Linked DNA regions of Homo sapiens: region 2 is linked to region 1. Evidence: chromatin loops called from intact Hi-C (ENCODE). Cell type or tissue: CD14-positive monocyte. All regions are shown on one strand. Each heading gives the region's core, and the rest is flanking DNA. Links, peaks and the distances in the headings are about the cores only.

Region 1 (16,661 bases), core at 5,516-13,515:
GGAATCTGCCTTCTACTCCCACTAGGGAGTAAGATCCAAGAAGCTAGGACTGAGGTCTCATTCATCTTTATACACTAGACATTATGCAATCCTTAGCACAAAGGGTAGAGTGATTCATCCTATTTTTATGGAGATGGGCCCTACTCTGTGCCAGGAATTGTGTTGGAGCTAGGGATTTAATTACGGGCAAGATTCAGTCTGTGCCCTCAGTGAGCTTGCAGTCTAATGGAGATTACCAACAACCAAACTGGCAGTTAACAATACATTTTAAGAGCTGATGGGTTTAGTACAGAATGGGGTGGAACACAGTGGAGGAGATCACATAAAAATTTGCAGGCTCAAAAGGACATGCATGACTTAGAGTCTGCCCTGAGTGCCATTTCCCTGGTAAGTGCATTTTTGGACCGTCACCTACACCACCTCATTCTATAATCCCCTTCCCCACCTCCCATCCCCACCCTGATCCCTACCAGCATTTTCCTCTGTTGTTGTACTCACTGCAGTGCATTGTAATGCTGTCCCTACTATACTTTTAAATGTAGGGCCAAAGGGAATTGCTTGGTGGGAGCCTGCACATTTTAAACAATAATGCAGATTTCCTGAATGATAAAATGCAAGTAAATCTGTATGGAATTGAAGCTTTATGCCATTCCTTCAACACAGAAACTGTTCCTAGCCATTCCACAAGCCCAAGGCTATTCTGCAGTCTTAGCCAGAACCCTGATCACTTCCTGGCACTTTCTCTAACCACCTATGGGGATGGAAGTGCTTTTAAACTGGATTATGGTGATGGTTGCACAATAGAATACATGTACTAAAAATCATTGAATTATACAGTTAAAATGGATGAACTGCATGGTACCCAAATTACATCTCAATAAAGCTATTAGAAGTTAAAAAGAAGAGAGGATTATAAATTGCTCTGGGGGGTCAACCTAGAGTGTCTGCCACTGAAACTCTTTAGTTTTTTCTTTCACAACTGGAATCATATTGTACGTATTCTATGCAAATTGCTATTTTCATTTAATATGTACTAGAAGAGATATTTCTGTATAACACATATATTTCATCAATTTTTAACATACAATTTTTCACATCTTAACGTGAAAACCTCTGATATGGTTTGGATCTGTGTCCCCACCCAAATCTCAAATCTCATGTTCAGTTGTAATCCCCAGTGTTGGATGTGGGGCCTGGTAGGAGGTGATTGGATCATGGATGCAGTTTCTCATGAATGGTTTAGCACCACCCCTCGATGCTATTCTGGTGATAGTGAGTGTGTGAGTTATCGTGAGATTTGGTTGTTCAACAGTGTGTAGCACCTCCACCCTCTTCTTCTTCCTCCTGCTCCAGCCATGTAAAATGCTGGCTCCCTCTTTGCCTTGTACCATGATTGTAAGTTTCCTGAGGCAGATGCCGCCATGCTTCCAGTACAGCCTGTGGAATCATGAGTCAATTAAACCTCTTTTCTTCATAAAGTACCCATTTTCAGGTATTTTGGTATTTCTTTACAGTAATGTGAGAATGAATTAATACAATCTCTTATCACAGACTTTATATGTGCATCAAAACCTGAGAATGGGTGTCAGTTTGCTAGAAAATCCAACAGAAACTGAAAAAGAGGAACATTTTTTAAACAAATGCTGTATCACCAATACTTTGGATGGCACACGGGACAACTTCATGGGGAAAAAGCACATCATTGATGACTCTGACTCAAAAGGGATTCAGAAGAGTCAGACTTGCTGACCTAATGTGAAGTTTTTTGTTTTTTGTTTTTGAGATAGGGTCTTGCTCTGTTGCCTGGTCTGGGGTGCAGTGGCGAGATCTTGGCTCACTGCAACCTCTGCCTCCTGGGCTCAGGTGATCCTCCCACCTCAGCCTCCTGAGTAGCTGGGACCACAGGTGTGTGCCCATGCCCGGCTAATTTTTTGTATTTTTTGTAGAGACAGGGTTTCACCATGTTGCGCAGGTTGGTCTCAAACTCCTGAGTTCAGGCAATCCACTGGCCTCAGCCTCCCAAAGTGCTGGGATTACAGGTGTAAGCCACTGCACCTTGCCTGTGAAGTTGTTTTAAAAATACCTTAACTCATTTATTTCCTTTATATTTTCCATTTTGTGAGTGCAAAAGAAAGTGATATGTGACTTATAAATCTAGGTTAAATAAGTCTAAAAGATCTCTTTCATTAAATATAAATATATATTCTACATAATAAAGTATTGTGCCACAGTTCAATTGGCAGCATTTTTTTTTCTTATTGGTATACAAAATAATGTTGGGTCTTACAATTGATGTCACATTAGAGTCAATGAAATACAGTATTATACAGTGTGTTTATTACTTTTTAAAAAAAAATAGAGATGGAGCCTTACCATATTGCCCAGGCTGGTCTGGAACTCCTGGGTTCAAGCAGTCCTCCCACCTTGGTCTCTCAAAGTGCTGAGATTACAGGAGTGAGCCACCGTGCCTGGCCTACTTTATGACTTTTAAACACCATTTATCAAAATTAATGTTCTAGTGAACTCCCTCATACATGCCTCTTTGTGTACATCTGTGTCTCTAGAATATATATATGTATATAGGTGTGGAATTTCTAAATTGAAAGGATTGCACATTTAAAATCTAACTACTGTCCTTCAAAAAGATTATATCAATATAAATGTGCACTAGTAATGTATCAGGGTATCCATTAAGTGACACAAAGCATGTTTTTTATTAATAAATTTTTCCTAATCTGATCCTGAAAAATGTTATCTCATTTGTTTTAAATTGCTTCTCATGTATTTTTGTCTATTATCTCAGGCAGAAGACAATTCTTACAGTTAATTTCCCATTATTTTGCATTTGCATAAGATATTCATTAAGATTATAAACACTTTTCATTTCTGCTTTTAATACTGGTATGATTTCTTAATGTTAAGCTCCATCTGGAATTTATTTTTGCCTTAATGTAAGGTAAGTATTTGATTTCTTTTCCCAATGAATAAATAGTTGTTTCAATATCATTTATGGGCTTGTACATCCTTGCCCATGTGCTTAGAAGTATCTGTTTATATTTGAACTCTATTCTGTTTCTTTGCTAAAAATTTCCATTTCTCTGGAGTAACATACATTTAAAATTACTTATCTTTATATATACGTTTTTTTTTTGTTTGTTTTTTTGAGATGGAGTCTCACTCTGTCGCCCAGGCTGGAGTGCAGTGGCATGATCTCGGCTCACTGCAACCTCTGCCTCCCAGGTTCAAGCAATTCTCCTGCCTCAGCCTCTGGAGTAGCTGGGATTACAAGCACCTGCCACCATACCTGGCTAATTTTCTTATTTTTTTAGTAGAGATGGGGTTTCACCATGTTGGGCAGGTTGGTCTCGAGCTCCTGACCTTAAGTGATCCAGCTGCCTCAGCGTCCCAAAGTACTGGGATTACAGGCATGAGCCACTGCACCCAGCCTCTTTATACAATATTTTAATATCTGATAAAGCAAACCCCATCCATTCATTCTTTGCAAAAGTCTCTGGACTACTCTTTTTTTGGGGATTGTTGGGGTCATGCTCTGTTACCCAGGCTGGAGTGCAGTGGTGTGAACACAGCTCACCGAGACCTCCACTTCCTGGGCTCAAGCAATCCTCCCACCTCAGCCTCCCAAGTAGCTGGGACTACAGGCATCCACCACCATGCCCAGCTAATTTTTGTATTTTTGATAGAGACAGGGTTTCACCATGTTGCCCAGGCTGGTCTTGAACACCTGGCTTCAAGTGATCTGCTCACCTCAGCCTCCCAAAGTGCTGGAATTACAGGCGTGAGCCACCGTGCTGGGGCAGATAACTGTTTCCTATAACACAATTCACTAACTGGACAAAAAAAAAAAACAGTCAATAAATTGGACTTCATAAAAATTTTAAAATTTCGTTTATTAAATGACACTTTAAAGAAGTGAAACAGCAACCTACAGACTGGAAAAGATGAAGAACAGGTAAACAGAATATCTAAAGAACTCTTACAAATCAATAATAAAAAGACAAACAACCCAAGTGTTTAAATGGGCAAAATGAACAGATATTTCACACACAAAATAGATATCTGCTAAATGTATGAAAAGTTGCTCAACAAATTAAAATCATAATGAGAGACTAACACATATTCATCAAAATTGCTAAAATTTAGAAGACTGGTAATTCTAAGTATTGGTGAGGATGTGGGGTAATGGGAAAGAGTGTAAAATAAAACAACCATTTTGGAAAACTGTTTGGTGGTTTCTTTTTTTTTTTTTTTTTTGAGACTGAGTCTCGCTCTGTCGCCCAGGCTGGAGTGCAGTGGCACGGTCTCTGCTCACTGCAAGCTCTGCCTCCCGGGTTCATGCCATTCTCCTGCCACAGCCTCCAGAGTAGCTGGGACTGCAGGCACCCGCCACCACGCCCAGCTAATTTTTTGTATTTTTAGTAGAGACGGGTTTCACTGTGTTAGCCAGGATGGTCTCTATCTCCAGACCTCATGATCCGCCTGCCTCGGCCTCCCAAAGTGCTGGGATTACAGGCGTGAGCTACCGCGCCCGGCCACTGTTTGGTAGTTTCTTAAAAAGTGAAACATGTACTTACCTCATGATGGAGGAATTCTACTCCTAGGCATATCCAGGGGTGTCCCATCTTTTGGTTTCCCTGGGCCACATTGGAAGAAGAAGAATTGTCTTGGGCCATATATAAAATACAATAACAATAGCTGATGAGCTAAAAAAACAAAAAAGCAAAAAAACCCTCCTGTTTTAAGAAAGTTTACTGTATTTCCAAAAAAGACTTGTGCAGGAATGTTTATAATAGCTTTATTCATAATAGCCCACACTGGAAATAACCCAAGTGTCTATTGACAGAAGAACAGATAAATAAATTGAGGTGTATTCACACAGTAGAATACTATATGGCAATATAAAGAAATGAACAGCTCATACACGGAATGAAAGAGTACGCACTGCATGATTCCTTATAAGAAGGTCAAGAACAGACAAAACCAAGCTATGGTGATAGAAATCAGAATAGTGGTGTGTCTCGTGGGGTCTGGGGGGAAGATGACAGGAAGGAGACATACAGGAATTTCCCGAAGTTAAGGAAATTTCTTCACCTTGATCTGGATGATGGTTGCACAAGTGTATATATTTGTCAAAATTCATCAAGCTTTACACTTAAATGTATTCATTTTTAATACATAAATTACACCTCACCAAAGTACTGTTAGTATAAAGAGGTGGAGAAAGGTGATGGTAGGCATTTGTGTGATTTCTGAAGGGGAGTACAAGGCATGTTAATTGGCTCTAAAAGTTGATGGCATTCATGTGGAGTCCTAATTAGAGAAAGGGAGTCAGGCTGGTGGGAGCAGGGGAAAGCAAAAAGAAAAAGCAGATAAGCTGTGAGTCTGCCTTTCTTCATGGTCCAGGACACATAGCCCTCCTGCGCAAATAGCTCACAATCTTCCTGCACCCAGCTATCACCAGTCCCTCAGCTGATAGAAAAATGCAAGTTAGTTCACTGCAACCTAGCCATTATCTGTACTGCACATATCCCTCTCCAGCACAAGCATCATCCTATAAAACCCAAGCAAGCCTCTGTCTCTTTGCAGTCAGCTCCTCTCTTGCTGATCTGCCCATTGCCTTCTTGCAATGCATTTTTACTACTTTCTCTCATATACTGCCTTGGTAAATTCTTTTTTTTTTTTTTTTTTTTTTTTTTTGAGATTGGGTCTCACTGTGTCACCCAGGCTAGAGTACACTGGCATGATCTTGGCTCACTACAACCACTGCCTCCCTGGTTCAAGCGATCCTCCCTCCTCAGCTTCCCAAGTAGCTGGTATAATTCCAGCATGTGCCACCACACCCAGCTAATTTTTGTATTTTTAGTAGAGATGGGGTTTCACCATGTTGGCCAGGCTGGTTTCAAACTCCTGAGCTCAACTGATCTGCCCACCTCGGCCTCCCAAAGTGCTGGGATTACGGGAGTGAGCCATGATGCCCAGCCTGCCTTGGTAAATTCTTTTTACCAACTGCGTCACCAGCCTCAGATAGTTGCAGCAACTCATTCTTAAATCTAAGTTTATTCTGAATCTATTTTATTTTCTTTCACTGTTATCTATTATTAGTATTCATTTCACTTGATAACATCTATTTCCAGAATCAAAATAGAACTGAGACAAGGAGAGAGAAAGAAAAAATACATAATGTAGTATTACAGAGTTAGGAATAGGGTTAATTAGTCAAAAAAAAGTTTGCAATAGAATTAAATAAGTTGCACGTACTGACAAATATAGGAAAAGAAGTATTTCTCTGGAGGAAAGGAAGCAGATCTTGGAGGAAGTCTTTAGAGAGAAAAAAATGAGCTGAGAGCACTAATTAGCTGTATATGACCTCAGGGAAGTCACTTAACCTCTCTGGGGATGATTCTATTTTACAGATTTTTTTTGGTATGTTAAATGAAAGAATTGAATTAAATGAGCTCAGAGCATCCTATTAAAGTACAATATGATAATTAATATTCCCAAGTCATCCAGAAAAGTCTAATTTGTGTTCTCTGTATTTTGTTTAATAAAGCTGAGAAGTTTGGAAAACATTTATTTGTCATGATAAATTGTTATTGATACATTGAGTGTCCACCTCGTGCAAGTAGTGTCCTAGGCAATATACTTTCATTGTCTTGTTTAATTTATACTTTAATTAATTAATGGATTTTATAACTTGAATAATTGGATCAATTAAAAATGTCTTAAAATAACGTGTATGTATATATATTATATATCTTTATTATCATAAAAATGTAATATTATTGCAGAAAACCAGGAAAATAGAGAAAATCATATACAAAAAAGTAATTCTGTCACTCTGAAAGCAACTATTAACATTTTGAAGCATATCTGTTGAATAGAGACAAATATTAGTTAAGATTTTTTAAAATAAAATTGAGACCAAATTCAACATATTTCTATCCTGTTTCTATTTTCAAAAACATGCTTTTTCAGTAACCATATAGTATTCCATTTTATAAATATAAAGGACTAGATAATCCTTTTGGTTGGCCATAAATAAAAGTTTTGACACCAATGATGTAAACTTTAGTTACACCAAAAATTCCCCAGGGCAATGTCGCAGTCAGGGTCCCCAGAGGAAACAGATGGCAAACAGCAAGAGGGTAATTTGAAAAGTGTTAAATACAAGAACTATTTACAAAGGAGTGGGCAGGGATTAGGGGAACCAGAAGTAATAATGTAGTATGTGATAGCACTGTTGATGGTACCCCTTAGCTTGGAGGAGCGAGAGGAGGCAGCAGTTCCTAGAACTTGGAGACAAAGAAACCTCCATGGAGACAGCTGCCTGACAAAAGCTGTAGCTGGCACTTGGTTGAGGGAGTAGCCAGCGTGCAGCGACCCAGCTTGGAGGTGCAGGGGATAAACACCTTGACACCCTCATTTGCTCTGAGGGCCAGGGAGGCCAGGGAGATGTTGGTGTAGTCCACACAAATCAGCCTGCTTAGCCACAAGGCATGGCAGAGAAACGTGAAGAGTGCACCAGGAGGAGCAAATGGAGTTCTGAACACACACTTTTACTTTGATCACGCTTACTTGGCAGAATTCATCTTTGTAATGACTTGATCTGGGAGTCAGAGATAGTTTCTCTTAAGAAGTGATGTTAAATCTGAGACCTAGAGGATGTGTAGTTGCTAAGAATATGAAGAACAAGGAAAATAATACATGAAGTAGGGGGAATAGTATGTGCAAAGTCCCTGTGGTAGAAGGGTGTTTTTAAGGAACTGAAAGAAGGCCAGTGGGTAAGACAGAAAGACAAAGTGGATAGAACAAAGTAAAATAGAGTGAAGATTTTGGCAGGGCAATATTGTAGGTCCCACTAAGGATTTTGGTCTTTAACCTTGAAATGAAAGTAAATCATTGACAGGTGTTAGGATCAAATGGCAGATTAGATTTGCATATTAAGAATATTATTATTCTGCTCTGGGGAGAATGGATTGGCAGACAAACAAAAATGAAATTGAGGTGAGTATAGTATTAATCCAGGTAAAAGTTTGGATTAAGGTGCTGGTAGAGATGGTGTGACACAGACAGGTTTGAGAAATGTGCGGGACATAACATTGACAAAACTTGATAATATATTGGATATGAGAATGTAAGGGTGGGGATAGTGTCAAATAAATCTACCAGATTACTATGCTTGCTTATAAAACTGGATGGATGGAGCCGGACACGGTGGCTCATGCCTGTAATCCCAGCACTTTGGGAGGCCAAGGCAGGTGGATCATCTAAGGTCAGGAGTTTGAGACCAGCTTGGCCAACATGGTGAAACCCCATTTCTACTAAAAATACAAAAATCAGCTGGGTGTGGTGGCACGTGCCTGTAATCCCAGCTACTCAGGAGGCTGAGGCAGGAGAATCGCTTGAACCCGGGAGGTGGAGGTTGCAGTGAGGTGAGATCATGCCACTGCACTGGGCAACAGAGCAAGACTCTGTCTCAAAAAAAAAAAAAAAAAAAAGCAAAAACAAAAAACTGGATAAATGAAAAGCTTTTTGGAATTGGGAAATTATAAAATGGTGTATATAGATAGATAGTTGGCTATTTCTTTTCTTTTTTTTTTTTTTTCAGACAGAGTCTTGCTCCGTCGCCCAGGCTGGATTGCAGTGGCGTGATCTCGGCTCACTGCAAGTACTGCCTCCCAGGTTCACGCCATGCTCCTGTCTCAGCCTCCCGAGTAGCTGGGACTACAGGCGCCCGCCACCACGCCCGGCTAATTTTTTGTATTTTAGCCTGTGAAACAGGGTTTCACCGTGTTAGCTAGGATGGTCTCGATCTCCTGACCTCGTGATCCGCCCGACTCGGCCTCCCAAAGTGCCAGAATTACAGGCGTGAGCCACCGCACCCGGTCAGTTCGGCTATTTCTTAATGAGTTAGAGACCATATGTTCTAGAAATAAAGTGGTTGTGAAGCTGAACAATGAGAACAGAAACCATTTCTACAATTTAACACTTGTTAAGCAATCAGAGGAGTGGTAGGTGTCAGGAGGAAGAACTGGGAGAGAGAGGTTAGAGGACTGACATGAAGCAGACATTGAGGAAAGAGGAATTTATGCAATAATGGCCCAGGTTGCTGCAGATGTGAGAAAATATTCAACTTTTGAGAAAACATAATAGAAAAAAAATAGTTTGGCACAAAAATACAAATAAGCAAGCAAAACAAAATTACTACTTTTCTTCCCCTCCCTCCCCCACTCCCTTTTCTCTTTCTCTGTCCCTGGGGACCAGCGTTAAGGATCAATGGTCTGCCTTCGACAGTCCCCATCCCTAGCTATTTGCTCCTTTGTTGAGTGCCCCCTTTCCTCACCTTATCTTATGAAAAGCGTTCCAACCCTCCTAGACTGTGAGCTCCTAGAAAGCGGACTTAGCCTATTTTTGTATGCTATATATCACATAGCCTACTGTACAGAGTAGCTGCTCATTTGTGTTTCTTATATTGAGGTAAATCTGAATCTTACCTGGGCCAAACTCTGCGTTAGGATCTGGGTATTCAACTGTCAGGGGACTCAAGTGTGAGCAAGACCTTGTCTCTACCATCCTAGATCATACAGTCTTAGGAGGACATTGACACTAAAAAAGGCCATTACATGACCCTCAGATGAATGCGCATGGGGTAAGTACGGGTCCTCTGGATAACAGAGGAGCATGGAATGGTAACCCTAGAGACAACCTGGTGCCATTCCTGCTAGATACCGACATCTCCTATATGAATTTTGGTGGTGGGGTGAGGGGATAGGGAAATGGGGGCTGTGAGCAAGGAGGGAGGTTCCAGGAACATCTTTCACATCCCCTAGTCCCCATTTCCTTCATGAACTGCTGTATCCATCAAGTGCGGGTACGCAGGGAGCACAGTCGTTGTGCCAGGTGGGTGCCAGCACACAGCAGTCATTGACATTGTACAGACTTCTGGAGTAAATGGAGGGATGGATGAAACACTTGTGCAATCGAAATTTTTGCGACTCCTTCCATTTGACAAGTACGGTCCACGCCATTCATTCCCCAACCCAAAGCCCGCGAAGCCCCGCAGCTTACACAGAGGCCCCGCCCAACCGCCCCGCTCTGCGCGCTCCCTCAGCTCCAGCGCAGCAGCTCTGGGAGACACGCTGAACGGTAGTCAAGTTCCGGGTCACAGTGCGCTTGCGTAGGAGGAGCCAGTGGCGAAGAAGGGGAGGAGCTCGCGAAGCTTAGACTGCAGTGACGAGGAAAACGTGGATGGGATAGGAGCAGGAAAACCTCTAGGGCTCTGTGGGGTTAGCGCTCTTGGGGCCGTTTAGTGGGTGTCCCGGGGGTACTCAAAGAGAACCCGTCAGAGACTGACCTTAGTTTACACACGATGCGTCTTTTACTGCTCACATCGAGTCTATTGATTTTGCTTTTTTTTTTTTTCAATTACTTTAGTGGTCAAGAATTGCTGCTTTGCAGTGAGACAGATCCAGATTCCAGTGTCTGGTGTGACTGTGTGTGGCCTTGGGCAAGTTATCTGTCCAAGTTTCAATCGCTACCTGTATCAAATGTAGTTGATTGTAGTTGTGTGCATCACAGGGATTTTGTGAAGATTAAATGACGTCGTATGTATCAAGGGCTTAGCGCACTGCCTGGTACGCAGAAAAAGCCCAGTAAATGGCAAGTGCTATTATAACCATTATCATGAGGTTGGAGGATCGCTTGAGCCTGGGAGGTTGAGGCTGCAGCGAGCAGTGATCGCCCCACTGCCCTCCAGCCTGGGCAACAGAGTAAAACCCTGAAAAAACAAAACAAACAAACAAAAGCCCGGGGGAAACAAATCAAATGTCCCCGTATAAATGATAAACAAAATGTGGTATATACGGAACCTTATTCAGCCTTTAAAAAGAGTGAAATTCTGATGCAAGTTACAACATGGACAAACCTTGAAGACACTATGCTAAGTGAAAAAAAACATACACAAAAGAACACATGTTGTATGATTCCAGTTACATGAAGTATCTGGAATAGTCAAATATTATACACAAAGACAGATGAATAGAATAATGGTTACCTGAGGCTGCAGGTAGGGCAGAAATGAGGAGTTAGTGTTTAACAGGTGCAGAGTTGAGGATGATGAAAACGTCTGGATGGATGGTGAAAATGGTTGCACAGCCATGTGAATGCACTTAATGCCACTGAACTGTACACTTAAAAATGGTTAAAATGGGCCGGGCGCAGTGGCTCACGCCTGTAATCCCAGCACTTTGGGAGGCCGAGGCGGGTGGATCACGAGGTCAGGAGTTCGAAACCAGCCTGACCAACGTGGTGGAACCCCGTCTCTACTAAAAATACAAAAATTGGCTGGGCGTGGTGGCGCGCACCTGTAATCCCAGCTACTCAGGAGGCTGAGGCAAGAGAATCGCTTGAACGCGGAAGGCAGAGGTTGCAGTCAGCCGAGATCGCGCCACTGCACTCCAGCCTGGGCGACAGAGCAAGACCTCAAAACCAAAACAAAACCAAAAAATGGTTAAAATGGTAAATTTTATGTATATTTTACCACACAAAGAAAAGGAGAGGAAAGAAGCCCAGGAGCAGGCAGCGCACAGCGGGAGTGCATGGCAGCTCAGCTCAACAATGCTCTCAGGCGCTTAGGGTCCTTCTATCTTTCAGTTTACCACTCCCAGCATGTGACTTTTGTCCTTGTGGTCATAAGATGATTGCTGCTTCTCGAGGAATTGTGTGCATGTACTAGATAAGAAAAGCCAAAAGTCATCTTCTTGTGAAGTTTTATATTTTCATTCAAGAAAAGGAGCCTAAGGGAATACCCGCCTGCTACTCATTGACAGGAATTTTATCAAGTTGACCTCTCAACAGGAGTCTGGGAAAGTTACTTTTCAAGTGTCTAAAGTATAGAATGGCACAATAAAGGGGAGCTGTGAGGTCCCCCTTATCATGCCATTCTATAGATACTTGAAAGGTAATTTCAAGTATCTAAAGTATAGAATTTTCAAGTACAGAAAATTTGAGGCCGGATGTGGTGGCTCATGCCTGTAATCCCAGCACTTTGGGAGGCCAAAGTGGGCGGATCACCTGAGGTCAGGAGTTTGAGACCAGCTTAGCCAATATAGTGAAACCCCATCTCCATTAAAAATACAAAAAAATTAGCCGGGCATGGTGGTGCGAGCCTGTGGTCCCAGCTGCTCCGGCGGCTGAGGCAGGAGAATCGCTTGAACCCGGGAGGCGGAGGTTGCAGTGAGCCGACATCGCGCCACTGCACTCCAGCCTGGGAGACAGAGAGAGGCTTTGTATCAAAAAAAAAAAAAAAAAAAAAAAAAAAAAGGAAGAAAATTTGAGTAGCCAAATTTTCAGGGAATGTCCCACAAACATAGAGGTTTATTTTGCTTTTTTCCATAAATGTGCTTATACTGCATATTATTTTTTGCAACTTGCTATTTTTTCTTAGCAATATGAATTAGAATTCCTCAGTTCCTTTAGCTGCTGCAAAATACTCTTGTTTCTAAGGCACACTTTTTTATTCACATTTTATGATCTCTCAGATTGGTATGCATCTTACAGTTGCTGTCAGCTAGCAAGGCAGCAATAGTGATGTGGTTGTCATTGCCTGCTGGGTATGCATCAAAACTTGCAGAATGGAGGTTAGCAGCCTGGCATATTGATGATTCTGAGTCTAAACATTATACAGAAGGTTCAGACTCTGAGAAGAGGATTTAGCTATATGGTAATCAATTTATTTCATGAATCCTTTTAATTTATGCATAAGGATAATATGGAACTAAAGATGTCTTAAGCCTTAATTAGCTTTTTCAATAAGTATAAAATAAAAATTATAAATGGCAAGAAAGCTTTGTGTCATAGCTTAATTAGGATCATTTTTCTTTCTTAATGATGTATGAAATAACGAAGGCTATAGCGGGTCACATCCTCGAGTTAATGAAATACAGTGTTCTTTTTTTTTTTTTTGAGACCGAGTCTCGCTCTGTGGCCCAGGCTGGAGTGCAGTGGCGCGATCTCGGCTCACTGCAAGCTCCGCCTCCCGAGTTCACGCCATTCTCCTCTCTCAGCCTCCTGAGTGGCTGGGACTACAGGCGCCCGCCACTACGCCCGGCTAATTTTTTGTATTTTTAGTAGAGACAGGGTTTCACCGTGTTAGCCAGGATGGTCTCGATCTCCTGACCTCGTGATCCGCCCGCCTCTGCCTCCCAAAATGCTGGGATTACAGGCGTGAGCCACTGCGCCCGGCCGAAATACGGTGTTCTAAATATGACTATTCCATAGCTTATTTAATCATTTCCTTTTTGATAGAAGTTAGGTTTAATGATGCTTTAGGAAACCCTTGTGCATGCCCTTTTTTGCATATGTGAAAGTAGTCGTTCTCTAGATACCTAGGAATACACATTTTAACATTCTGAGAGCAACTGCCCTTTAAAAAGCTCCTATCGATTTACACTTCCATGAAAGAACCCATTTTTTCCAAACAGTTTTACATTTTGGTCAATCTGGTATCTGAAAATAGTACATCATTGTTTTGATTTTGTCTTTTAGTGTTGTTAAGGGTGTCTATAACATAGAAGCCAATTTTTAAAAATCAACTTTTTATTTTTGTGTAGTTTTAGATTTACAGAAAAACTGTGAAGATAGAACAGAGTACTCCTATATATCCCACACCTAGTTTCTCTATTGTTAATATCTTACATTAGAATGGTATCTTTGTCACAATCAATGAACAAATATTGATACATTATTATTAACTAAAGCCCATATTTTATTCAGATTTTCTTCATTTTTGCCTAATGTCCTTTTTCTGTTGGACAGTCCCATTCGAAATAGCACATTAAATGTAATCATCATGTCTTCTATACCCCTCTTGGTTGTGAAAATTTCTCAGACTTTTATTGTTTTTGATAGCCTTGATGTTTTCAGGAGTACTAATTAGGTATTTTGTAGAACGTTCCTCAGTTGGGATTTGTTTGGTGTTTTTCTAATCATTGGACTGGAGTTTGGGTTTGGGGGCGGAAACCTGAAGAGGTAACTCTGATCATACCATTTCAAGGGTACAGATTGTTAACATGACTTGTCACTAGTGATATTAACCTTGTTCATCTGGCTGAAATAGCGTTTGTCAGGTTTCTCCATGGTAAAGTTACTCTTCTTTTTTCCCCCTTTTCTATACTGTACCCTTTGAAAGGCAGTCACTGCACAATCCATACTTAAGGGGTGGGAATTTATGCTCCACCACCTTAAGGATGGAGTATCTTCACATATTATTTGGAATTCTTCTGCATAGAAGAGTTGCCTACTCTTCCCTATTAATTTAATTAATGTGTTTATTCCATCATTTATTTGTACAGTATGGGCTCATGGTTATTTATTGTATACTTTGAGTTACATTAAGAATTCAGTGCTACTTCAGCCAGGCATGGTGTCTCATGCTTGTAATCCCAGCACTTTGGGAGGCTGAGGCAGGTGGATCATGAGGTCAGGAGTTGCAGACTAGCTTGGCCAACACAGTGAAACTCCGTCTCCGCTAAAAATAAAAAAATTAGCTGGGCGTAGTGGCAGGCGCCTTTAATACCAGCTACTTGGGAGGCTGAGGCAGGACAATTGCTTGAACCCGGAAGGCGGAGGTGGCAGTGAGCCGAAATTGCGTCACTGCACTCCAGCCTGGGCAACCAGAGTGAAACTCTGTCTCAAAAAAAAAAAAAAAAATTCAATGCTACTTTCTTTTGTTGCTCAAATTGTTCTAGTTTTGGCCATTGGGATCACCTTCAATTAATTCCTGTGTCCCTTCAACACATCTCCAAAATTGTGTACATATTTTAGCTCTTCCTTACTTTCTTTTCTTGTTTGTTTTTTTGAGACGAAGTCTCGCTCTTGTCCCCCAGGCTGGAGTGCAGTGGTGTGATCTCAGCTCACTGCAACCTCTGCCTCCCGGGTTCAAGCAATTCTCCTGCCTCAGCCTCCCAAGTAGCTGGGATTACAGGCGCCTGCCACCACGCCCGGCTAATTTTTGTATTTTTAGTAGAGATGGGGTTTCACCATGTTGGCCAGGCTGGTCTCAAACTCCTGACCTTAGGTGATCCGCCCGCCTTGGCCTCCCAAAGTGCTGGGATTACAGGGGTGAGCCACCGTGTCCGGCCAGCTCTTCCTTACTTTCTAACTTTAAAAAATGCACAATGCTTATCTTGTATATTTCCTACCCTAGTTCTCGAATCAGCCATTTTTTCAAAGAATCCTGGTCCCTTTTATTGGAGAATGCTATTAGAAATCAATATCTGGGCACTATGTGTATAGAAATGATTTTTTACATAGTTATATTTATGAATCTTGTTCTGTATGACTTTGCTTGTAGTATTTTACATAAGAAAGTACAGTAAGTCCTCACTTAACATTGTCAATAGGCTCTTGTAAACTGCAACTTTAAGCAAAACAACATAGAAAACCAATTTTTTTCTCATCAAAATTAGAAGAAAACGATGTTGAAAGACACATTATTCAAGGATCTGCTTTTTGTATTTCCTTTTCTGATAACACAAAGAAGTGCTCTATTTTATTTTAATACCTAGCTAATGTTTTTTACATGTAGCTTTAAAATGCATCTGGAATCTTTCTTTTTATGTGATGCGGAGTAGGAATGTTATTTCTCTGTAAACAGGTAATTAATTATCTCAACTCCATTTGTGGACTAATCAATCTTTTCCTCTATGGTCTAAATGTATGATATTTCTACATGTCCAAGAGTCTTTTCAGGGTTCTATTTTATTCTTTGAGTTTAATTGTCTAATCCTGTTTAGAGACAGGCAAATTTAATTTCTATAAGTTTGTAGGATACTATCTGATAGAATGAGTGCCATCTTGAATCTTTTGCAAAATGTCTTCACTATTCTTGAACATTTTCTCTTGGAGATAAATTTTAGAATCAACTTATCAAATTGCACGTTTACCATGTGCAGTTTTAGCCATTGTCAATTTTATTTTATATTAATTCTTTCTACAGAAATATTTATTATAAATTGGACACAATACTGACAGTTTATATTTAATTCTTAACTTATGAAAACACTGTAAGCAAATCCTTTCAGATGCTACAGAAGAGTAACATCATCTTGTCATCTTCCATTGGTGTCTTGCTTTTTTAGCTTTGCCTATACATACTAACTACTCATTTTGTGGTAGAGTTAAGAACAATAGGTTAAATTATAATGTCCTTCGTTTGTTGGGCATGGCGGCTTATGCCAGTAATACCAGCACTTTGAGAGGCCGAGGCAGGAAGATTGGGAGGCCAAGGTAGGAGGATTGCTTGAGGCCAAGAGTTTGATATGAGCCTGGGCAACATAGCAAGACCCCATCTCTAAAAAAAAAATTTTTTTAATTAGCTGAGCTCAGCAGTACTCTTCTGCAGTCCCAGCTACTCGAGAGGCTTAAGCCTAAGAGTTTGAGGCTTCAGTGAGCTATGATCATGCTATGTGCCATTGTACTCCAGCCTGGGTGACAGAGTGATACCCTGTCTCTAATAAATAAATAAATAAAAGTCCAAAATTTCCTTGTGTGGGAATGTGCCCAGGTCTAAAATGTTTACCAGTTTTAAAACTGTGGAGTCAAAATGGCTTGCCAAAACCAAACCAAACCAAAAATCATCAAAC
Region 2 (16,661 bases), core at 4,414-12,413, 46 kb before region 1:
TCCCGAGCTTGAAGAGATCTTTGATAAATAACAAGCATGTAATTAATCAAGGTCCTTCACCCATGCCAGAAAAACATTATTTACAACGAACATACATTCTGGAATGTGTAGGACACTCCAATTCCAAAACTCTGTCCAGTTGGCCACATAGGTGCTGTGTTTAGTTTCCGCAGCCATAACAAAGTACCACAAACTGGGTAGCTTAAATAACAGAAATTTCTGGATCTCAGTTCTGGAGACCATGGAATCTGAAATCAAGGTATCAGCAGGATTGGTTCCTTCTGAGGATTCTGAGGAAGATTCTGTTCCACACGTCTCTCCTAGCTTCTGGTAGCTTTAGACATTCCTTGTAGACATTCCTTCTGTGTCTTCACATTGTCTTCCCTTGTGTATATCTGTCTGTGTTCAAATTTACTCCTTTTATAAGAACCCCAGTCATAGGGGCTGCCCTAATTACCTCATTTTAACTTGATCACTTCTCTAAAGACCTTATTTCCAAATAAAGTCACCTGAGGTACTAGGGGGTAGAACTTCAATATATCTTTTTGGAGGACACAATTCAACCCATATGAGCCACCAAGATCTGTGTCCAGAAATGTCTGTATTTCATCATCCAAACGCTTTGTCCTTTTTGTCTATGCTCAGACACATCACGATATTCTAGGTTAAGTAACTTCCTTCTACGTAATCTACCCAACCTTTGCAGCTTTCCTTTAAAATGTGTTTCATACTGGGCTTCCAGCATTTGCTTTGGGAATAAGGTATCACTGCTTTAAAAAAAAACCTGAAACGTTGTTAACCTAATAAAAATTGACTTTATAATTTCAAAGCAAACAAAAGCATATACATATTAAACTGGCTCTTACCTTACATTTTAGAGCTACTACTAACACAAAAAGCAGTCTCTTTGAAGAAGCTGAAATGATGAGTTCAAACATGATACTATAACCAGGGGCACATTGTCTAGGAATTGATTGGTATTATATATACAAATGACTTGGCACACAGCCTCAATAGCCCCTCAATAAATGGCAACAGATATCACTACTGATAATGCATCATTGGGCATTATTTGCACTATATGTGCAAAATCAACATTTAGTTGGGCTTCTTAGATAAAGTAACAGAAAACCAGTTCTGACATTAAGTGAAAAGGAATTTATTGAAAGTATATTGAATAACACAGAGAATGGCCAGGGAGGCTACCAGTTCAGGCTTAGAAAAAAGACAGGAAGGAAAAGACCAGCAAGGCCAGGAGTGCAAAGACCATTACACCACAAAATCAGTCTAAGACAAAAGGATTAGAAATGAGGAAGTTAAATTATCTCCATTTGCAGATATAATTGTATATCCAAAAAAAAAAATCAACTGAAAACTTACTATAAACAATAAAAGAATTCAGAAAGGGGCCAGGCACGGTGGCTCACACTGTAATCCCAGCTGTTTTTGTATTTTATTTTTGTTTTTTGTATGTCACCTTTTTTTCTATAAAATTGTTTGGACCATGCAGCAGTGCCAGTCTCTCTCAACCTGTTTTGATTTGGGGAGCTGTGAATTGTTTTTTGTTTAACTTTGTTAAATTTAATCTGTCTAAATTTTGCTTTATTTTTGAAAGCTGGCAAATGAGAATTCCTGATGAAAGCTCTAAGACCTGCTGTGTCTATGTGTCTATATTTCTATAACTCAATATGTGTTACATGTATGTGATAATATTTGGGAAATGAAGCTAGTTTTAAAATAGTTGGTAAAATAAAATAATAATGACTTCAGAATTGTCAGTTCAATATAATTCAGACATTTTCTCCTGGATATATTCATCAGACAGGTTTATAATGTGTCTACTACATGTTTTAAGGTCATAACGTGGCTTCTTTGATTTTTGATACTTATTGGTTTGTCTGTAAGCTTTTGGTTTTGCTTTTGAATCTCTGGATTCTTTTGTTGGGACAGGTAGCTGTGGTAAGGGTTGGGGACATGTTCTTAGCAACTTGACCACCAGTTATAAGGCAGTCAAGCCCACTATAACCACTTCCTACCTGTTCCAGTTTTGCCCCCTGGCTATGTTAGAAGGGGTTGGATCCTCCAGGCATTGTCTTCACAGTTATCTTCTATCCTGAGCCTACCCCTGGTATGTAAGTTCAGGAACCAGATGGGCCCTGCCTTTCATAGCCCTTCTAAGTACCACATGCCTACTTAAGACCGAGGAAAGACGTTAGCGAAGATACCTGTGTCATAGTTTGAGTAATTAAAAATCTTAAAATCCTTGTTAAGTAAAGTAATAGATAATCATAAAATGGCTGAGTCACTTCTAAGTCACTTAAAATATTGAACAGTAATTATTAAACAAATTTAAATTTATGTACTTTGACATCTTATGGTATTTAAAAGCTAAATATATTTAGAACTGGTAAACAAAAATGTGAGAAAACAAATCTTTCTAAAAATTATAAAATGTTTTCATCTATAAACACTGATATAAAACTGCTCAAACTTCCTAAGTTTTCACTAGAAGTTAGGGTTACTAAGATAAGCACTTCTCAACAGAAGACATACACATGGCCAACATCAATAATCATTAGAGAAATGCAAATCAAAACTGCAATGAGATCACATCTCACATCAGTCAGAATGGCTACTACAAAGTAAAAAAATAACAGATGCTGGTGAGGTTGTGGAAAAAAGAGAGTGCTTATAAATTACGGGTGGGAATGTAAATTAGTTCAGCCACTATGGAAAGCAGTTTGCAGATATCTCAAAGAACTTAAAATAGAACTACCATTCAACCTAGCAATCCCATCACTGGGTATATACCCGAAGGGAAATGAATCATTCTACCAAAATGATACATACACACATATGTTCATCACAGTACTATTCACAATAGCAAAGGCATGGAATCAATCTAGATGCCCATCGACAGTGGATTGAATAAAGAAAATGTGGTATATATACATGAAGAAATACTATGCAGCCAGTAAAAAGAATGAAATCATATCCTTTACAGCAACATGGATGCAGCTGGAGACCATTATCATAAGCAAATTAATGCAGGAACAGAAAACTGAATCCTGCACGTACTCACTTATAAGTGGGAGATAAACATTGAGTACACGTGGATACAAAAAGGGGAACAATAGACACTGGGGTTTACTAGAGGGTGGAGGGTGGGAGATTGGAAAACTACCTACTGGGCACCATGCTTACTACCTGGGTGACAAAATGATTTCTACACCAAACCCCAGTGACATGCAATTTACCCATGTAACAAACCTGAACATGTACCCTCTGAAATGAGAAAAGTTGGAAGGAAAAAATAAAAGAAATTAAGGTTACTAAGAGTATACTAATTCTATATACAGAGTGTATAAGGAAAAGCAAGGGCTGGGTGTGGTGGCTCATGCCTGTAATCCCAGCACTTTGGGAGGCTGAAGTGGGAGGATTGCTTGAGCCCAGAAATTCAAGACCAGCCTGAGCAACATGGCAAAAACCTGTCTCTACAAAAAATTCAAAAATTAGCCAGGTGTGGTGGCATGTGCCTGTAGTCCCAGCTATTCCAGAGGCTGAGGTGGGAGGATTGCTTGAGCCTAGAAGGCTGAGGTTACAGTGAACCATGATCATGCCACTACCCTCCAGCCTGGGTGACACAGCAAGACTTTGTCTCAAAAAAAATAATAATAATAAAGGAAAAGATAGATGGGCTTTTAGTGAAAAACTTTGTAAAAACATGAAAATGGCCTTGGATGATGGGTACTACAAAAGCCCAGACTTCACCACTGTACAATTCATCCATGTACCCCAAAACCACTTGTACCCCTAAAGCTATTGAAATAAGAGACATAAAAATGTATGTTTATTGAGAAAAAGATAATTTCATCTCACTTAATAGTTACTTAAAGATTATTTCAAATTAAAAAAATTTAAAAGATATGATAAAGCTAAATATAAAAAGTGAAAACAATTCATTACAATATGTTATAAAAGGTTTGTAAAAATCTTGTGTAGTCAAAAGATGACTGAGATTAGATAATTTGGTTTATAAGGTTTTAGTAAAATTAACTTTAGTATTTATAATACACAAATACAAAAGTAAAATATGGCTTTCTCTTTTAAACAAAAATTTTCATGTAGTATTAATAGATAGTAAAAATTTTTGTTCACCTTATGAGTAAATGACAAAAAAAGACAAGAAGAGAAAAAGAGAGAAAGATTCTGTCTTATGCTATTTCTTAGATCTGTTAATTGTTTGGAAAACTCAGTACCCTCTCAAAGAATAAAGTTTTTGCTTTTTAAAACCTTTTATTGGCCAGGTGCAGTGGCTCATGCCTGTGATCCCAGCACTTTGGGAGGCCAAGGTGGGTGGATCTCGAGGTCAGGAGATCGAGACCATCCTGGCTAATATGGTGAAACCCTGTCTGTACTAAAAATACAAAAAAATTGGCCAGGCATGGTGGCGGGCACCTGTAGTCCCAGCTACTCGGGAGGCTGAGGCGGGAGAATGGCGTGAACCCAGGAGGCGGAGCTTGCAGTGAGCCGAGATTGCTCCACTGCACTCCAGCCTGGGCGACAGCGAGACTCCGTCCCAAAAAAAATAAAAATAAAAAAATAAAAAAAAACTTTTATCATTTTGGCTAAATGAATGACTGTTATTTTACAGTAACCTGTGATCCTATTTGGATTGTTTTAAACCTTTGACCTATTTGATGTTTCTCAAAATCAAATTTTGAATTCAAAATTCAGTCTTTTTGACCTGCAACTAACTTTGAGATACTACAGAGGGCTCTTACAACATCCAAAAGAGAGATAAATGGTTTGATATGTTAAATTATATGAAAAGTATTGTGAAATAAAGAATAAAGTTTAACGTTCTTCAAGTTATATTTTAATAGATATGTTATTAATATATGTTCCAAAATTATATGAGATTCCTAACATTCTGATATGTCTTGATATATTATCAGTCATAATTATAGTTATTATGTTAAATTATTGTAGGCCACAGAAATAACCAAATTTCCTTGTCAGTTGTGTCTTTACAACCATTTGAAGTCATTTCCACAGTTGATTACTTAATTCTGAAACAGTTTCTAAAAATTTTTCAAAAGCAAGTAAAATTCTAGTGTATTGTGTCTTCAAAGAAGTTCATGGAAAAGATAAAAAGGACCCTGACAAAACTTGCTTAAATACAGGTTTCTGATGACTTTAGAACCATATCATTTGGACTGGGTAAGAATTTCCTAAAACTCTTAAGAAAGAGACAGACTGGTTTATAAAACTGATAACCCAACCAGGACAAAAATTAGTTGAATACCAAAAAAATACTTTGCCAGATTTTCATGCTAAAGAAGCTGGTACTGAAATTGTTTAGATATGCAATTTGAATGAACTCCATGATCCACATCACATTACATATGATAACCCATCTAATAAACAATGGTAGGCACCTGAACTAGAAAAGCAAAAATAGAGTTTAAGAAGATGTAAATCCAATGTTAAGCATAGACTCAGAACCTAGATGGCTGCCTAGTTATTCCTGAGTATTTAAAGCTTTCATTATTAAAAGCTGTGCATTCCATGACTCTTAAGGAAGAAATAAGATGATGCAAATATGCAAATAGAATATATATTGACAGCCGGGCCCGGTGGCTCAAGCCTGTAATCCCAACACTTTGGGAGGCTGATGCAGGCGGATCACGAGGTCAGGAGTTCAAGACCAGCCTGACCAACATGGTGAAACCTCGTCTCTACCTAAAATACAAAAATTAGCTGGGTGTGGTGGCACACACCTGCAATCCCAGCTACTCAGGAGGCTGAGGCAGGAGAATTGCTTGAACCTGGGAGGTGAGGTTGCAGTAAGCGAAGATCGTGCCACTGCACTCCAGCCTGGGCAACATAGTGGGACTCTGTCTCAAAAAAAAAAAAAAAAAGAAAGAAAGAAAAGAATACACATTGGCATGGTGACTATTCTAAATTGCTAAAATTGTTTATGACCAATGTTTGGTTTCTTAAATTCATAATCCTGGAAAGACAATCAGAATTTCAGGTACATGTTTTCTACCTGATGGGCCATGTAAACAGTTATAGAAGAATTTTACTCACTTTTCATTTTCAAGGCATCTTTTCTAGTTGTTTTTATAAAAGATTTCCCGTGCAAGGGCGCTGATGTTATAACAATAGATAAAAGGTTATTTTAAAAATTTGTTTCCCTCCTGGGTTGTTCCTGAAGAAATCTCCAGCAAAAAACATACTTGTTTCACTGGACAAGTTGTAAGATAGTTAAATAAGGTGTTACAGATACAGTAACATTAGACAAAGCTAACTGAGTTGACTAGATTGCCTTGGTCAAAGATATTAGAGTTTAATGACAATCAGATCTACTTCCAGTGAAAACATAAGTTGACCTCTTACACAATAGTCACTAAAAGGCCTATGCTTCTAATAATAAAACTTCAAATATCTTCTGTTTCTAAATTCTGATATAACTAAATGCTACAAGGTTTTAATGCGCATGTGTTTGGATATTTGTACCCTCCAAATCTCATATCGAAATATGATTCCCAATGTTAGAGGTGGGGCCTGGTGAAAGGTGATTGGATCATGGGGGCGGATCCCTCATGAATGGTTTAGCACAATCTCCTTGGTGATAAGTGAGTTCTTGCTCAGTTAGTTCACATGCAATCTGATTGTTTGAAAGTCTGGGACCTCCCTCTCACCTTGTTCTCCCTTACTCCCTCTGTTGCCGCGTAATATCCTGGCTTCCCACTTTGCCTTCCACAACTGTAAGTTTCCCGAGGTCCTCACCAGAAGCCAAGTAGATGTTGGCATCATGTTTGTACAGCCTGTAGAACCAAGAGCCAATTAAACTACCTTTCTTTAAAAATTACCTAGTCTCAGGTATTCTGTTATAGTAATGCAAATGGATTAATGCAAATGCATTATGCCTAATATGGTTTGGATATGTTTCTCCTCCAAATCTCATGCTAAAATGTAATTCCCAGTTAGAGATGGGCCTGGTAGAAGGTGTTTGAATCATAGGGGTGGATCTCTCATGAATGGTTCTGCACCAGCCCTTTGGTGATAAGTGAGTTCATGCAATATCTGATTGTTTAAAAGTGTGTGACAACACCCCTGCTTGCCCCCACTCTTGCCATGTGATGTGTCTGCTCTGCCTTTGCCTGTCACCATGACTGGAAGATTCCTGAGGCCCTCACCAGAAGCTGATGCTGGCACCACACTTCCTGCTCACCCTGCAGGAACCATGAGTCAATTAAATCTCTTTTCTTTATAAATTACCCAGTTTCAGGTATTCCTTTTCTTTATAGCAACACAAGAACAACCTAACACAATGCCCAAGTGTATTTTCACTAGATAAAGAAAGCTTTTTGTGGTCCACGGACTGAGGGCAATCTAACCCTTCATGGATCTAAAACCCAGAGATTGGGTCTTTTGGAAATGATCAGAGAAAGACTGCCCTTGCCACTCACACTGCAGCAAAACTTTGGAACCTTGAAACTTGGGTTTGTAATCTCACAACTCAGAAAGGCCCCTTCCCACTCTGGGAACTATACACCCATTAGACACCTTAAGGCAAAGCTAACCTTCCAGGTCCAACCCACAGACCCTGACCCAGTGAAAGATAAAAGACATACACTGACACAGATATTTTGCCCGTCAGCACAGCTAAGGGGCTCTGCTGCCTGAGTCCACAGCGTCGGCCTTGATAATTCTCGAAGTTCACGTTTATTTAGTACAGATTTAATGACAAAGGCTTTGAGTTAACACACTTGTGGATAATTAACGTGGTTGTCCTCCCAGGAAAGACCAGACCTATGAATGATCAAAGGTCGGTCTTAGGACCACATGAGTAAACAAGCTCTTTAGGTAAACTCCTTTACATTCCTTTATACCTACTCTAAGCTATTAACTCAAGGTAAGAGGATTAGGCCACTCTCAGCCATAACCTATCTTGAGGCTTTTGCAAAACCTTCCGGCCTTCCAAGAAGGTTTGTGTCTATTTTACAATTTCTCCCACCACCCTGACTGAACTACATCTCCACCTTTTCTGTTTTTAGCATCAGGTTTCGTTGATTAGAGAGTACAGATGTGTGCAGCAACAGGTCTGTCAGGTGCGGTGGTCACTGCTCATATTCTGGCTTTGCATCTTAGAATTAGTAAATAACATAAAACAAACATGAGTATAATTAGCAATATTCTTTTCTAATCAAGGAGTGACCTGTAGTGTTACCTGGCACTTCAGTTCGATGTGTGCCGTTACTAAGGAACCCCACTGGGGGTATGTTAATCCCTCTTAGTTAAGCAGTCACGTTGTTGGAAGCTGGGAAGAGGGTGTTTGTCAAAGTAACAGGGCAGAAGAAAGGCAGATTTAAGAGATGAGCCCAATAGAGTGTAGCAGGTACTGGTTGCAGGCAGAGTGAGAAAATTAAAAAAGGAATAAATTATTTGGTTGTGAATGGTGTTTGTGTTTGGAGCAGGATGCGCTTCACCTTCTGAGTTGTTTTCTTCGGCATCCTGTCTGGGGCCTGTGTTGTCCAAGGAAGCCGCATTGTCCAGGGCTGTGGGTCCTGTAGGGTCATTTTCTTTATTTCTGGTACTGGGTTGGGTCCTAGCCACGCCATGGTATGGTTTGATGCATCGTGCTAAAATCCAAAGAGGACCTGAGGGGGTGTAACACAAGCATATCCTCTTCCCCATGTTAGCAAATCATTTGGACCACACTATTCATTACTATTTACATCCTTCCATAAAACTGTGGGTTTTGTCTTGAGAGGTTTTAGCAAAGTGCTTTTCTATAGCTGATTGAAATTTGTCATCTAAATTTAAAAAATTAAGGGTAAATAAGGCTTGTGCTAGTTGTGTTCCAGGGTCCTTACCCATACTCCCCCTTTTGGTTTTCTGAGCATATTTTTAAGGGTAGAGTGGGCCTGTTCTATGACCTGTCCTTGGGGGTTATACGGGATGCCTGTGGAATGCTGGATGTTCTGTGTGTGATAAAATTGTTGAAATTATGAGCTGGCATAAGCTGGACCATTATCAGTTTTAATTTTTGTGGGCCGCCCCATAAATGCAAAAGTTAAAAGACGATGTTTAATGACATATCCAGTGGACTCTCCAGGAAGAGCGTGTGCACTAATTAGATGAATGTTGGTATCAACGGATACATGTACATATCTTAGTTTTCCAAATTCAGGGACGTGTGTAACATGTTTGCCATAACTGATTAGGTTCTAGTCCTCTAGGGTTAACACCTGTAGAAGAAGGGGACGTGCCTGTGAGCTGGCAATCTGGGCATTGCAGGATAATTTGTTTAGCTAGTCTTTGGGTAAGTTGAAATTGTTTAGTTCAGTTTCTCCAATTTTGGTGGAAAAGTTGATGTGATTGGGTGGCTTGGTCAAGCAGTGATGTCATAACTTTTAGGTCTGCTTGATCATTGCCATAAGCCAATGGGCCAGGCAGTGAACTGTGGGCCTGAATGTGTGTAATAAAAATAGGATTTGTACGTTGATCTCGCAATTGCTGAAGCTGGAGAAAAAGTGCACACAGGATGGGCTCTAGAGTAGACCTAGTTAGGGCTGTCTCAGGTTCTGCAATAAATAGAGTAAGTAGAGTCACTAACAATATTGATGAGCTGCGCAGAAAAAGTTTCCAAGGCCAATATTAAGGCTCCAACCTCAGCTCTCTGAGTGCTAGTAAATCCAGAACAAGTGAGGAAATTATGTGTTCTCCACCAAACAGCCACCTTTCCATGTTTACCAGAGCCGTCGGTAAACAGTGTTAAAGTGTTAGGTATGGGGGATTGAAATTTTTGTAGGCAAAACCATAGAAGTACGAGATAAGAACTGAAGGAGCTTGTCAGCAGTAAGCATATGTTCTAAATGGCCTGTGTAATCAGAGAGTGCTGTCTGAAGATCTAAAGAGAGGGGCAATACTGCTTCAAATGGCTTTTTACTCAAAGGAATTCTTATGACATCAGGGTCATAACTTAGCAACTGATTGCATAGTCTGCGGCCTGAATAGATGACTTTACTGACTAACTGGATATAGGTCGAGTGTGTTTTAATCCTGGTATGTGAGCAAAAAACCCATTCTAGAAAGCGTAGCCCTGGGGCCATCTGTCCTATTAACCCTGTAGGGGAGTGTTTATTAGGGAAAATAAACAATTGGATGGAATATTGGGTGTCTATGCGAACTAGTTGCCTTTGGGAAATAGCTTGTTCTATTTCTTCAATTTCCCTTTGTGCTGCAGGAGTTAAATATCTGGGAGAGTCCAGGGCTGTATTGCCCTTTAAGATACAAAACAGGTTTTGCAACTTATCAATAGATACGCCCAAGGTGGGGCGAAGCCAGTTAATATCGCCCAGTAATTTTTGATAATCATTTAAGGTGTGTAAGTTGCTAGTATTTAATTTAACCTTTTGAGGACTTACTGATTGAGGAAGTTAGTATGTATCCAAGATATTTCCAAGGAGAGGACATTGGTATCTTCTCAGGTGCTATGATTAAACCTCTTAACTGTGTATTCTTTACCACAGAGGCATGTAATTTTAAAAGTACTCACTCCAGGCTGGTCATGGTGGCTCACGCCTGTAATCCCAGCACTTTGGGAGGCCGAGGCGGGCGGATCACGAGGTTAGGAGATCGAGACCATCCTGGCTAAAACGGTGAAACCCTGTCTCTACTAAAAATACAAAAAATTAGGTGGGCGTGGTAGCGGGCGCCTGTAGTCCCAGCTACTCAGGAGGCTGAGGCAGGATAATGGTGTGAACCCAGGAGGTGGAGCTTGCAGTGAGCCGAGATTGTGCCACTGCACTCTAGCCTGGGCGACAGAGCAAGACTCTGTCTCAAAAAAAAAAAAAAAAGTACTCGCTCTGTTGGGGCTGCTAGTAAATATCATCCATAACATGGATAATCTTGCAATTAGGAAATAATTTTCTACTGGGGAGCAAAGCCTGATTTACATGATACTGACACACGGTAGGACTGTTCAGCATTCCTTGAGGAAGCACTCTCCAGTGAAATCAACAAACTGGCCTTTCATTATTGATAGCTGGTATTGTAAATGCAAATTTTTCTCTGTCCTGTTCTGCAAGGGGAATCCTATAAAAACAGTCTTTAAGTCAATAACGATTATAGGCCCATCTTGAGGAATCGCTGCGGGGGAGGGGAGGTCCTGTTGAAGAGGCCCCGTAGACTGCAAATTAGCATTAATAGCACGTAAGTCATGCAAAAGTCTCCATTTACCAGAGTTTTGGGGAATGACGAAAATGGGTGAATTCCAAGGGCTGTTAGATGGTTCTATATAACCGGCTTTTAATTGCTCCTCAGCTAATTCATGGGCTCTATGTAATTTCTCTCCCTTCTAAGGTCACTGTTCTACCCAAATAGGATTTCAAGGGAGCCACGTCAAGGGTAGTGGAGGAATAACAGTGGCCATTATTAGAAAGAGGTTTGCAGTTCACATAATTCATCAAATTCTGCCCTCCAGAGGAGGTACTGACTGGCGTTTAAAGTTGTTTTAGCTAGCACTGACCAGTCCCATGGAGTCATATAGAAGTTGTCTGCTCTGGCCTCAATTAATCCTTTCATTAAATGGGCTAGCGGCTCCGTTATCTCTAATGCTTTTCCTTATCTCTTTATGTACCTGATTGCCTTGTTAATCTTGTATTACCTGGCAGGCTAAGAGCTCCCCTTCTAATGCCGCTTGCCTAAGACAGGGTCCCATAGCTATAGCGTATCCCCTGTCTTTTTTCCAATTTATTGGAAGAGGGGGCTCAGGCAAAACCTCCGTATCCTCTTTGTTATTTTGGCTCAGTGATAGCAGGGCTAAGGGATAAGGAGGTGGTAAAGTAGGTGACTGTTTCTCCTTCCTTCCCTTTTTAGGCTTTTCTGTGTATAACGAGGCCAGAGCTGCCTTAATTAAGGCCCATAACATTAGAGATGTTACTGGGACCTGTTGCCCTTGCGCATGATGTTGTTTAAGATTTCTCTCCACTTGTTCCCAGAACTCTACGTCTAGTGTACCTTCTTCTGGGAACCATGAGTTATGGGATACAACAGTTTGCATTAGGTCCCTTAATTGAGCCTGTGAAACCGAGGCTCCACTAATTTTAAGCAGCTGTTTCAATACTTTTATCTACTGTTGCTGTTGAGCTGATAACTGTTGTCCCATGATGAAACCTAGCCTGAACAATTCCCTCAAACTTGGAAATCCCAAGCAGGTACCAATGACTTACTGATTTACTAACTGTGCAGTCTTCTTCACCTTCGTTTTTGAGGGTTCTCTCACAATTCGTGGCAGCGTTCCTCACATGGGGCACCACCTGCCGGGTCTGACCCACAGACCCTTACCCCGTGACAGATGAAAGATGTACACTGACACAGATATTTTGCCCGTCAGCACGGCTAAGGGGATCTGCTGCCTGAGTCCACAGTGTCAACCTTGATAAGCCGGCGAAGTTCACATTTATTTAGTACAGATTTAATGACAAAGGCTTTGAGTTAACACACTTGTGGATAATTAAGATGGTCACTCTCCCAGGAGAGAGCAGTCCTACAAATGATCAAAGGTCAGCACCACATGAGTAAACAAGCTCTTTAGATAAACTCCTTTACATTCCTTTGTACCTCCTCTCAGCTATTAACTCAAGGTAAGAGGATTAGGCTGCTTTCAGCCATAACGCTATCCTGAGGCTTTTGCAAAACCTTCCAGCCTTCCAAGAAGGTTTGTGTCTATTTTACAATTTCTCCCACCACCCTGACTGAACTCCTACACTAACCAGCAAAGTTTCTCCTCAGAAACAGACAACATCCTAGATGTGGACAACTTTTGCAAGATGACAGATTAATGATCAGGGCTTCTCTACTATCATGAAGCTCTTACCTGTCAGTTTTTTCCTTGCTCACACCTCTATGAACAATAAAACTAGGCTGGGGTCAGTGGCTCATGTCAGTAATCCCAGTGCCTTAGGAGGCCAAGGCAGGAAGATTGCTTGAGGCCAGGAGTTCAAGACCAGACTGGGCAACACAGTGAGACACTGTTTGTGGTCAAATTATGGGTTGACCCCCTACTCCAAATATATGAAAATGATTTGCTAGACTTGGTGGCATGCACCAATAGTCCCAGCTACTTAGCAGGCTGAAGCAAGATGATCACTTGAGCTCAGGAGTTTGAGGCTACAGTGTGCTATAATCACACCACTGCACTCCAGCCTGGGCAACAGAGCAAAACCCTGTCTCAAAAGAAAAACCCACAATAAAACCAGAAAATGAGTCTCTTATGTGCATTTCTGGAGTGTACTTTTATTTGTAGAGGATTTTTTAAGCAACCTTATAAACTTATACATGGACAACATTATGCATTGATAAAAGATAAAGGACCAACATGTGTGAAAAATTTTAATATACATTTGTTGCTTCATAATGAATCAAAAAACAAAATATTGGTCCACTCCTCTTAGCTTGTATCATAGGTTAAAGAGAACATTGGCAGGAGGCCTTCACTCTTTTGGATGGACATCATTTGCTAGGTCTCTTTTTACATGATTTGGAGTAAATGATTCAGTAATTAAACATTTATTCCTCATAATAGACCTTATAGCAAATTCTACTACAAAGTCCATGGTTGCACAACAGACTTCTTTAAATTCTCTTACAGCCATGCGTAGAATGTCAAATGGACCCTGTATTAGTTCGTTCTCACACTGCTATGAAAAAATACATGAGATTGGGTAATTTATAAAGGAAAGAGTTTTAATTGACTCGCAGTTTCATATGGCTGGGGAGACCTCAAAAGCATGGCAGAAGGCTAATGAGGAGCAAATTCTCATCTTACAAGCAGGCAAGAGAGCTTGTACAGGGGATCTCCCATTTATAAAACCATCAGCTCTCATGAGACTTATTCACTACCACAAGAACAATATGGGAGAAACTGCCCCCATGATTCAGTTATCTCCACCTGGCCCCACCCTTGACACATGGGGATTAATACAATTCAAGGTGAGAGTTGAGCGGGGACACAGCCAAACCATATCAGCCCCTCTCTGACTAGGATGACAAAAACTCAAAAAAAAGTATGATCGTGAAGTTGCCATAACGTGTGAATGACATGCTGAAGCCAGAAACCCAAAATGATGGTAACTGAGAGTGGCCCTAAATTTTGGTCTTACCTAAGTGAGAACCTGACCACAAGGGGGAAATATTTTAACAAAATTATGGGAGGCCATTGTTGAGGACTGAGCTCATACACTAGGCGCCAACAGATCAGGCCAAGCCAAAATGAAGTCACTCATACTAAATACAACAGAATTAAACTAAAACTTTAAGGAAACAAATAGATCCTAACATAGAGTAGGTTTTGTTTTCTCCTGAAAACAAGAGATTCCAGCACAAGGAGGTCCCCTCTGCTATAACCCTTATTAAAAAAAAAAGTGGCCATGTGCAGTGTCTCACTCCTATAATCCCAGCACTTTGGGAGACTAAGGCAGGTGGATCACCTGAGGTCAGGAGTTCAAGACCAGTCTGGCCAATATGGCAAAACCCTGTCTCTACTAAGACTCTGAAAATTAGCTGGGCATAGTGGTGGGTGCCTGTAATCCCAGCTACTCAGGAGGCTGAGGCAGGAGAATTGCTTGAATCCAGGAGGTGGAGGTTGCATTGAGCCAAGATCGTGCTACTGCACTCCAGCCTGGGTGACAGAGTGAGACTCTGTCTCAAAAAAAAAAAAAGTAACCTGAAGCTGAAGTCCATGTTCTCATCTTACAAAGCCCACTGTTCTACTGTCTCTCAGAGGGATTTGAGACCAAATAAGAACATCACAATGGGGACAGAGTGACATCAATGCCTAAAAATTTGGTCAACCTCTCAAAATTGAGAAGTTGACTAAGAGGTGAAGAGGTTGACCAAGAGGTGGCAATTGTTAAATTAAATTTAGTCGGAAGCTGCTTCCTTTTAAGTTCAGCCTAAAGGTTTTTCTGTACATATTGAACCGTAACCTAACTGGACATGTAAACAGACTGAAACCGACTTTTGTAACAAGCAGCCAAGTCTCAGCCAATCACAGAAGCCATATTTTATCCACTCATGAATAGCCAACTGTTTAGTATTCAAATAAGTCAAATGCCAAGCTGTAACCAATCCGGCTGTTTTTGTACCTCATTTCTATTTCTGTACGTTGCTTTCCTTTTTCTGTCCATAAATCCTTTCAGGCCATGTGGCAGCATTGGAGTCTCTCTTAACCTATTCTGGTTCAAGGGGCTCCCCAATTCACAAATTATTATTTGCCCGATTAAACTCTGTTAAATTTAATCCATCTAAAGTTACTTCAAACAACAGAAAAAGAAATATAATGAATGACCCTTCCACATACTAAAAGCTGTTTAACCTGACTCATAATAAGAGAAGTGCAAATTAAAAGATATTTTTTCTTACTTTCAAGATTATCAAAATCCAAAAGTTTGACAACATACCCGTATGAAGCTGTGGAGAAATAGTGCTCATACATTATTGGCAGAAGTGTAAATTGGCATAAACGCTACAGAAAATGTATTTGTAAGCATTAACTTGGCTGGGAGTAACAGTAAAACACAAAACAACGAATTTATTTTTCATGTTAAACTTCAAATGTAGGCAGACTAAGCATCAAGTGGCTCCATTCCAGGAAGTCCTCACTCAGACTGCTTCTTTCTTGTTCCATTCTCAAGGTCATCTCATGCTTCAAAATGGCAATTCTAGCTCAAGCCATCATGCCCACATTTCAGTCAGCAAGTAAAAGAAAGGAAAGGAAAAGGAAAATTGAAACCTCCATTTAAGGAGGTTTCTTGGAAGTTGTAAGTAGTAAAAATCTCTGCCACAAATATTATTTTGTGAAATTTTTGTTTCAATTTTATAGAAACGTGTACGTATACTCATTGACAGAGCAGAACATATTCCTTTTTTGTGTGTGACAGAGTCTTGCTCTATTGCCCAGGCTGGAGTGCAATGGCGCGATCTCGGCTCACTGCAACCTTGGCCTCCCGGGTTCAAGCAATTCTCCTGCCTCAGCCTCCCAAGTATCTGGGATTACAGGCACGTGCCACCACACCCAGTTAATTTTTGTATTTTTAGTAGAGACAGGGTTTCACTATGTTGACCAGGCTGGTCTCGAACTCCTGACCTCAGGTGATCTGCCCGCCTTGGCCTCCCAAAGTGCTGGGATTACAGGCATGAGCCACCGCGCCTGGCCGCAAAATATATTCTTACAGTGAATCTCAATTTTTAAAATGTTGAAAACTACTATGCTAAGTGAGGCAGTATAATGTAGTACAAGAACACAGAAAGAAAACAGGCATGATTATTGTCTGAACTCCAGTGTGTCTTAGTTCACTGTCTGCTGCTATAACAGACTGTCATACACTGGGTAATTTGTAATGAACAGAAGTTTACTTGGCTCACAGTTCTTGAGGCTGGGAAGTCCAAGAGCATGGTGCCAACATGTAGCAAAGGTCATTTCATGGTGGAAGGTAAGAAAGGACATGACCCAGAGAAATGGGACTGAACTTATCCTTTTTATCAGTAACACCAAAACAAAAAAAAAATCATAAAGGATGAATTGATAAGTTTGACTATACAAAAATTTTGAAGTTCTATATATCAAAACATATTTTAAAATC

The links. Peaks named below come from ENCODE experiments on the same cell type or tissue, not always from the same donor. Only the 100,000 strongest peaks of a DNase experiment are listed, where the experiment ranks them.
Region 2: a loop joins it to region 1, with 1.9 times the contacts of the local background. A loop is called at or near these places in 62 of 110 quality-filtered maps.

The regions. Positions count from the first base shown.
Region 1 is chr9:100,401,609-100,418,269 of GRCh38, forward strand. No RefSeq gene overlaps it. Among named protein-coding and RNA genes, the nearest start is that of MSANTD3, 17 kb to the right of the region's middle. RefSeq lists a silencer at 10,024-10,113. In CD14-positive monocyte, for the core only: no CTCF peak of the experiment used is centred there; DNase peaks (open chromatin) are centred at 9,033 and 10,183; H3K4me3 peaks cover 2,095 bases; H3K27ac peaks cover 1,316 bases.
Region 2 is chr9:100,356,426-100,373,086 of GRCh38, forward strand. All of the region lies in intron 2 of LOC105376177 (a long non-coding RNA gene), which reads left to right. Among named protein-coding and RNA genes, the nearest start is that of TEX10, 12 kb to the left of the region's middle. RefSeq lists a silencer at 12,909-13,101. In CD14-positive monocyte, for the core only: no CTCF peak of the experiment used is centred there; no DNase peak of the experiment used is centred there.